2 separate regions of the Mus musculus genome follow, and region 1 is linked to region 2. A link is a contact called in ENCODE Hi-C or POLR2A ChIA-PET data. All regions are on one chromosome and are shown on one strand. The core of a region is the stretch at or near the end of the contact, and the rest is flanking DNA. Distances in the headings are between cores, read along the strand shown.

The links. A loop is a pair of places that touch in the nucleus more often than their neighbours do. ChIA-PET counts read pairs that join two places held with the same protein, here RNA polymerase II (POLR2A).
Region 1: POLR2A ChIA-PET joins it to region 2 with 10 read pairs in embryonic stem cell. The contact joins the promoter of Pkm here to the promoter of Bbs4 in region 2. A Hi-C loop is called at or near these places in 1 of 37 maps with a recorded cell type or tissue (v-Abl transformed pro-B cells). POLR2A ChIA-PET finds 5 or more read pairs at or near these places in 3 of 5 experiments (Patski and embryonic stem cell).

What each region holds. Positions count from the first base shown.
Region 1 is chr9:59,654,917-59,658,260 of GRCm38, reverse strand. It overlaps Pkm (pyruvate kinase, muscle), which reads right to left and starts at 1,685. Exons shown (of 11, transcript NM_011099.4): 1 at 1,612-1,685. It overlaps Gm51708 (a long non-coding RNA gene), which reads left to right and starts at 2,355. Exons shown (of 4, transcript XR_003948336.1): 1 at 2,355-2,424.
Region 2 is chr9:59,351,450-59,355,004 of GRCm38, reverse strand. It overlaps Bbs4 (Bardet-Biedl syndrome 4 (human)), which reads left to right and starts at 1,497. Exons shown (of 16, transcript NM_175325.3): 1 at 1,497-1,595. The coding sequence starts at 1,572.

The sequences.
Region 1 (3,344 bases), core at 436-2,935, 300 kb before region 2:
TCTTTGTTTCTACCCTCACAGCCAAAGACAAAGGCTGCACAGATTTCTCCCTTTAGATAGCTCTTTCTCAGGAGAGCTGCAATGTAACATTAATTACTTTGTAAACACTGACGGGATTCCAGAGAGAATTTGTTTCCATGGGCATACTGGGTATTCAGAGCCTACCTGCCTCCCCAAGCTTACCCCTAATGTGCATAAAAATAGTAAGGAGACAGAATCAAGTTGGTAGCCTTCAAGGTAACTACTTCATTCATTGACCAAAAGGATATAATGCATGCCCTTCTGGATATTTCACCCGAGGTTAGTCACTACATCGAGGATGGCCCGTACTTACAAGGAGACCAGTAATTTAGCAGCCTGGAGTGACACAGGACCAGAGGCCAAACCTAAGAATATTAATAGATCACACCGGATTCCAAAACCTAGCTGCCTCCATGCACGACTGGATTTTCACTATAAGGTTCACTTTTTCCAAACTACCAGTGTCCTGGATTTGGAAAAAGTGGTCGAGCTCTTATCTTACTATGACTGGGTATTTACTGGGTCTTTATAGCCTTCAGACTAGAAGATGCCCGGCTTTTTCAAAACCAGTATGCCGGCCACCTTGTGCATGCAGCCCCATCTTCCTCATAGCACTGACTTGACAAAATCTGCTTCCCTAATTAGACCGAGCTCTGTGGGCTATGTGTGTTCTGGTAGCGTCGGGCTCCAGTTTCTGTCGGGAACGGGTATGGGTTGATCGCCCACCCTCCCCCTCGCCAGCACGTGGGAGCAGCATGACCGATTAATCAGACGCATCGCAGTACGTGCCGCCCCTCCGCCGCAGGATGGAGCGCGAGAGCAATGAGGGCCCGTGCCCACCACCAAAAATCTGCGGGCACACAAAACAGGCAGCAATAGCGGCCAACCTTTCTTGCCAGGCCACCGGGAATACAAAAGTTACGTAACTTGTAGCTGCATTACCAAGGACCGCTAGTGACTGCATCCTACCTCCATGCACCGGACCACGAGGAGTCCGCGGACGTGACTAGAATGCGGGGGGAGGGGAAAAGCTGCGAGGGGGAGGGGCGAGGATATGGAGGTTGAAAGGATGCTGCGGCGCGGACGTGACCGGATCGGAGGGGGGAGGGGCGACGAAGAGCTGCGAACACTGGCGCGGGAAGAGAACGCTGACCTGAAAGGAGGATGAACGCGGAGGCTGAATGGGGGGTGGGGGTGGGGTGAGTAGGGGAATTATTTCAAGTAGAGATTAAGAGGAGGGCACCGAATTATGAGGGCACAGAGCTAAGAGGAAGGTCGTAAGTCGTAGTGGATGTAGGAGGACGAGCATCGGAGCAGGGCGAGAACAGGGTGGCGAGGATAGCAATAGTAAGATAAGAGGCTGGAACCAGATTGAGATGGAAGAGAGAGCAGAATGAGACCGTGGGAAAGGAGCTAGCCGGCCACCCTCAATTTGGAGGATTAAGACTTGGACTCAAGTGTGGCTCCTCCCCAACCCGGAGTGGGATGCTCGATGCCTGGCGCCTGAGTCCCGCGTGGGCAGGCAGGCCTGCGTTACACACCAGTGGGCATCGGCTCTGGGGACAGATGGCTTAGGTTCTCCCCGCTCACCTCGGGCGTACTTCGGTTCCTGCTGCGATACCTAGAGCGGACGTCAGTCAAGTGAAGACGAGTCGCTGCTGTGCGGGGCTGCGCCGACTGGGCCTCAAGGTTATCACAGCTGCGGGCCGCCGCAATCCCTCCGCAGCCCCGCCCCTCGCCCAATCCGGGCTGCGGCCGGCGGCGCCCCGCCTCTCAACGGGGCGCCCGCACCTCCTGAGAGAAGCTCAGGGTAGGCGGGACAAGCAGGTTGCCCTTTTGAGGAGGACTACCTTCCGTGGCGGAAGGACATCGTAGACCAAATTTGCTCAAGGGTTATCCTGTTGACCAATGGGGAAGTGGTGAGGGAGCAAGGCCCGCCCACCGGGCCAGCGCCGCCGCCGCCACCACCACCCCTAGGTTCCCGGGCGCCACCGCCACCTGTTGCTTTAGATCGGCTACAAAATGTTCCCTTTTTGGCCTTTTGCCCAGGTCTCCCCATCTGCCCTGGCCTACCAGGGCGGTGCCCAGATTTATAGGTCCACGGACATTCCTCCAGCCCCGCCCGGAGACTCTCCACCCTCCCGGCGCCCGCCCCAGTACACCCTCTGAGGCTGAGCGGAACGGGAAGCTGGGGTGATGGGAGCAAGAGAGTGGTGGAAGGTCTGGGCTGCCTCCTAGAGGGTTCCAGACTTAGAGGCTGGGTAGGAAGAACTTAAGTCTCTCTTTGGAACGTGAGCGCGACCTCCTAATAAGGAGGGCTAGATTGGACCCATGTTAATACTTTGAGTCTCGAATCCTGCACTTTTAAAATGCCTGGACCTGGACGCAGCAAACCAATCCAAGGTAATTAGTGCAGAACTGGACCTACGTGTAGCCATTATCTATGCAGGAGTCAACACTGGTTTTTGACTCAGGCGTGTATGTATTTAAATTTGTAGTATTGGAGGCATTAACAATTTTTTCCCTACAAAGTATTTTCTAATTTCCCAACTGTTAACACTAGTCTTCATTCCGCAGAGTTTTGAAAGCAGATACAATGTTGCCACATTCTAAATGGGAAGACTGTACCTTAGGTTTTGGATTTTTTTTGGTTTTGTTTTGTTCTTTTGTTTTTCTTGGTAAAAGATGGGTGTGACCATTTCAAGCAGACACTTCTTTGTAGTTGAATCACAGGCCTTCATCCCATTTTCGGTCAGTTTTGATTAGAGGGAAGGGTAACATAAATGCAATTTGTAGTGAAATAAAGTTTTTTAGTTTCTTCTATAAGTCCCCTTGGTCCCCTTAGTTTAGGGAAGTAAATGCTTGGTTATTATGGTGGAAAGAACATGAAGTTGGGGAGGGGGAGGTTATATCTGTGGAGGAAATCATTCCTTTCTGCAAGAGAAGGGGGTAGAAGAAATGACCTCTTTGTGCCTTGGACACACACACACAAAAGAACCATAGTGTTCAACAGGGTGACAGTTATCTATCTACTCATGTTGAGGTCCACTGTGCATACTGTGCGTCAAGCAGAGTAGCTCACACCTGTAATTCCAACGCTCAAGAGGCCAAAGTCAGTCTGAGCCACACAGATCTAGGCCCACGCAGGTCAGGGTTTCGGTTATAGATTCATATTCATTCTTTTTCTCCCTCCCTCTCTCTCCTCTCCTCTTTTACACACACACAGAGGAATGCACGCACACATGCATTAATGAACTCTACCATCACCACAAATCTAGATACAAAGCTTGGTGATCTTAAGTCTGTGACCTTGACACTTAGGG
Region 2 (3,555 bases), core at 248-2,747:
TCCACCCATCTATCCAGAAACAGGATTTCATCTATCTATGTCTGTCTGTCTGTCTGTCGACAGGATTTTATGAAGCCAGGCAGGCTAACCTGGAACTCACTATGTTACTAATACTGTTTATGAAAGTCTGATCTGTCTGCAGCCTCTCAAATGCTGGTGTGTGCCTCCACCTACCTGGTTTTCCATTTCTTGTGCCATCTCTTTTTTCTAAGGAAAGTAGTCTCTCTTAGATTATCATTTTTTGGCATCCATTTTATTTTATTTTAAACGTTTTGAGAAAAGGTCTTGTTACATAGTCCTGACTGTCCTTCCTGGAACTTTGTGTAGATCAGGCTGGTCTCAGACTCACAAAGATCCATTTGCCTCTGCCTTCCAAAGAGCAGGCATTGGCAGGCGGATTTCTGAGTTCGAGGCCAGCCTGGTCTACAGTGTGAGTTCCAGGACAGCCAGGGCTACACAGAGAAACCCAGTCTCGAAAACAAACAAACAAACAAACAAACAAACAAGTATGTCCATGTAGAGTAAAATTACAGTTCTAAACAGCCTACCTCTGCTCTTTGCTTGCCTGCTATACAGTTCTCTTCCCTAGAGAGAACCACTTTTAGTATTTAAATATCCTAGAAATATTTTCTTTCTTTTTTTTCTTTTTTGAGACAGGGTTTCTCTGTATAGCCTTGACTGTCCTGGAACTCACTTTGTAGACCAGGCTGGCCTCGAACTCAGAAATCCACCTGCCTCTGCCTCCCGAGTGCTGGGATTAAAGGCATGCACCATCACGCCCAAGTTGAAATATTTTCTAATAAAGAATTATGTACATAATATTCTTAGTTTTGCTTTCTTCTTATTAACATAGACACTGTATGCATTTCTTGCACATTGTCCTTATCTGATAATAGAATACCTTGGCAATTCTCTTACCATGTAAATAGTTGTCTCTTTTCAGATGCCACACAATATGAACTTATCATTTATTTGATTTCTACTGTTGGGTATTTAGGTTGTTTTTTTGGGTGTTGGTTATTCCAAACAATGATACATCGGATACCTCTGTATGTAAAGCCATGTCTTATGTCTATATGTATAGAATAAATTCCTATAATTGAAACAGTTGGGTTAAGGTTATAAGCATTTTTAATTTTGGTAGTTGTGGCTAAGCTGCTCTTATTGGAAGCTTGACCAATTTGTTTCCACTGGCGATGAAAGCATATTTTCCTCACAAAATGTCATTGAAAAACTTTGTTGCCAATGTAAGGCTTAGACCAAATCTCTTGGAAACATAAGTTATAAACTTCGTTGTCTACTATCTAACTGACACGCTCCACTCTAAATTCGTCCAGCCCGGTGCAGAGCTATCTAAGCTCTGGCTGCGAGTCCCCTCACCTATTCCTTCCGAGCTAAGCCATCCATCTGTGGCTGAGACCCTGGAACTCACTGACCTCACAGCCTGACCTTCCACTCACAACTCCTTAGGGGCTCAGGTTCCTCCTTCCTTCCCTGGCTTTGACTTCCTGCTCAGCTGGTCGCCCGGGAAACGGTCGGCTTCCGGTCGCGAAGCGGTGGGCGGAGCCAAGATGGCTGAAGTGAAGCTTGGGATGGTAAGCGGGGAGATTCTCGGAGGCTTAGCGGCGGCCTCAGGGCGGAGCGTCGTGGCGGGGCCGGGCCAGGCGGGGCCAGGCCGGGGCGGCCAGCGGGGCTGGGGTGGCGGGGCCGGGGCGTACGCCAAGTAGTCCCTCCGGGAGGCGGCGCGGTCCAGCTCCCCGCCTGGCTGGGCGTTTGGCGAATGCTGACCTGTGTGCAGCGCTTCGTCTGTTTTGGGATTGGGCAGAGAAGAGAGGTTTTTTGGAAATGGTGTTTTTCCTACTCTTAGGATTTGAGGGTGGGCGTGAGGTGGGGGTTACTGCACCTTCATTAGGCAGTTTTTGATATCCCATAGATTGGTAATTTAATTGGATGAAGCCTGGAACCATTCAGCGCCCCTGCCCTCTCACTGCGACTGGCTTGTTTTCCCAGCTGCGATTAGATTTCGGAAAAGCCCTGTTTCAGAACTCAGCTGGTTTAAATCGTTAGTTAATTCTACAACAGCCTCTGTGAATTCAGGCTGACCCAGAAGTAACTGGCTTTTTGCATCACTCATGACCTTGCTTGTTTGTGACAGTCTTGTATGTACATGGTATTTGCACCTGTAGTTCATGTTGGCTACGGATTAGCCACCTTTAATCCCCTGACTTCTGGGATTTACAGGAGTGCGTCATCACTCCTAGCTCCTTTTTTTTGGATTGACTTATAGTTGTATGTTTATGAGGTACAGTGTGATGATACGTCGGTACAAAGTGTACTGTGTGTGATGGTCAAGTCAGGGTCATTACCATTTCCATCTCAGCATATAAACTGTTGCAAACAGTAGCCCCCACATAAGCATTTGCTTCTGTCTGTTGGTATTTGGCTCCTGTTATTGAATATTATTGAATGTTTCTCTCCATCTTTTCCCTTTCCTAACTTTTGGTGACCTCTTGTTCTACTCTCTATTTCCATGAAATCAACTTTGTTTGTTCCTTTTTGTAAAGATAGGGTTTATTTGTGTATCCCCAACTGACCTAGAACTAGAGAGTAGACTAGGCTGCCTGGGATTAAAGGTGTGTGCTACCCCGTTGAGATCAGCTTTTTTAGTTTCCACATAGGAGTGAGAACATGCTTTGGCTTTCTCTGCCAGGCATATTTTACTTAGCATAATTTTTCCACAGTACTACAGATTACACCTTATTCTTTTTCATGTCTAAATAATACATGCATACTCCTGGAGTCTAGGAATCTCTTCACAAACCACACAAACACTGATCGCAGTCAGACAGGGATAGTTTATTGAGCAGATGCCCCAGGACTGGTCAACTAGGGCCATGGTCCAGATTCGGGAACTGAACCATGACCCCAAGTTAAGATCTTACAGGGTTTTTAAGCCCCAAATCCACAAACATCTGTGCCAAATTATTTCACCAATCAGGATTTAGGGATAGGATTTCCTTAGGAACATGTTTTGTTGTGCATTTACCCTGCTCCCATTGGTTGGGGTATTCAACTGTGGCAGGAAACCTGCCTTGTCTAATATTCATGTCCTAACTTCTCTACCAGGATGGGACTTGTCTAATATTCATGTCTTAACTTGCCAACCAGGATGTCAGTTACCTGTGTACATGTCTCTTTCTGCCAAGTAGGATGTCAGTTCCCAGGGAGGTTTTGGGAACATAAACTTTACTCGACCACTACTCAGAATGGAAGTTTTATTCCAAATAGTTTCTTATATTGGGGCGGGTATCTTTCTTATGTTGGGGTCCATCTCGGGGGCAGCTTATACCATAAAAACTTGAACACAGGTACAGGAAATACTGTTGGGTGGTTGGTTCAGATCCAAGCTTATTGTGGGTAACTATATAAAACAGTCCTATTGACTTTTTATTGTGACTGGTTTTCAAGGGCACAGAACATAACAGAATATGTAATCAATCTTGGCATCAGAAAGTTTCCTAGCAACAGCAGAGAGATAGGAGAGAGTTTCCTTAT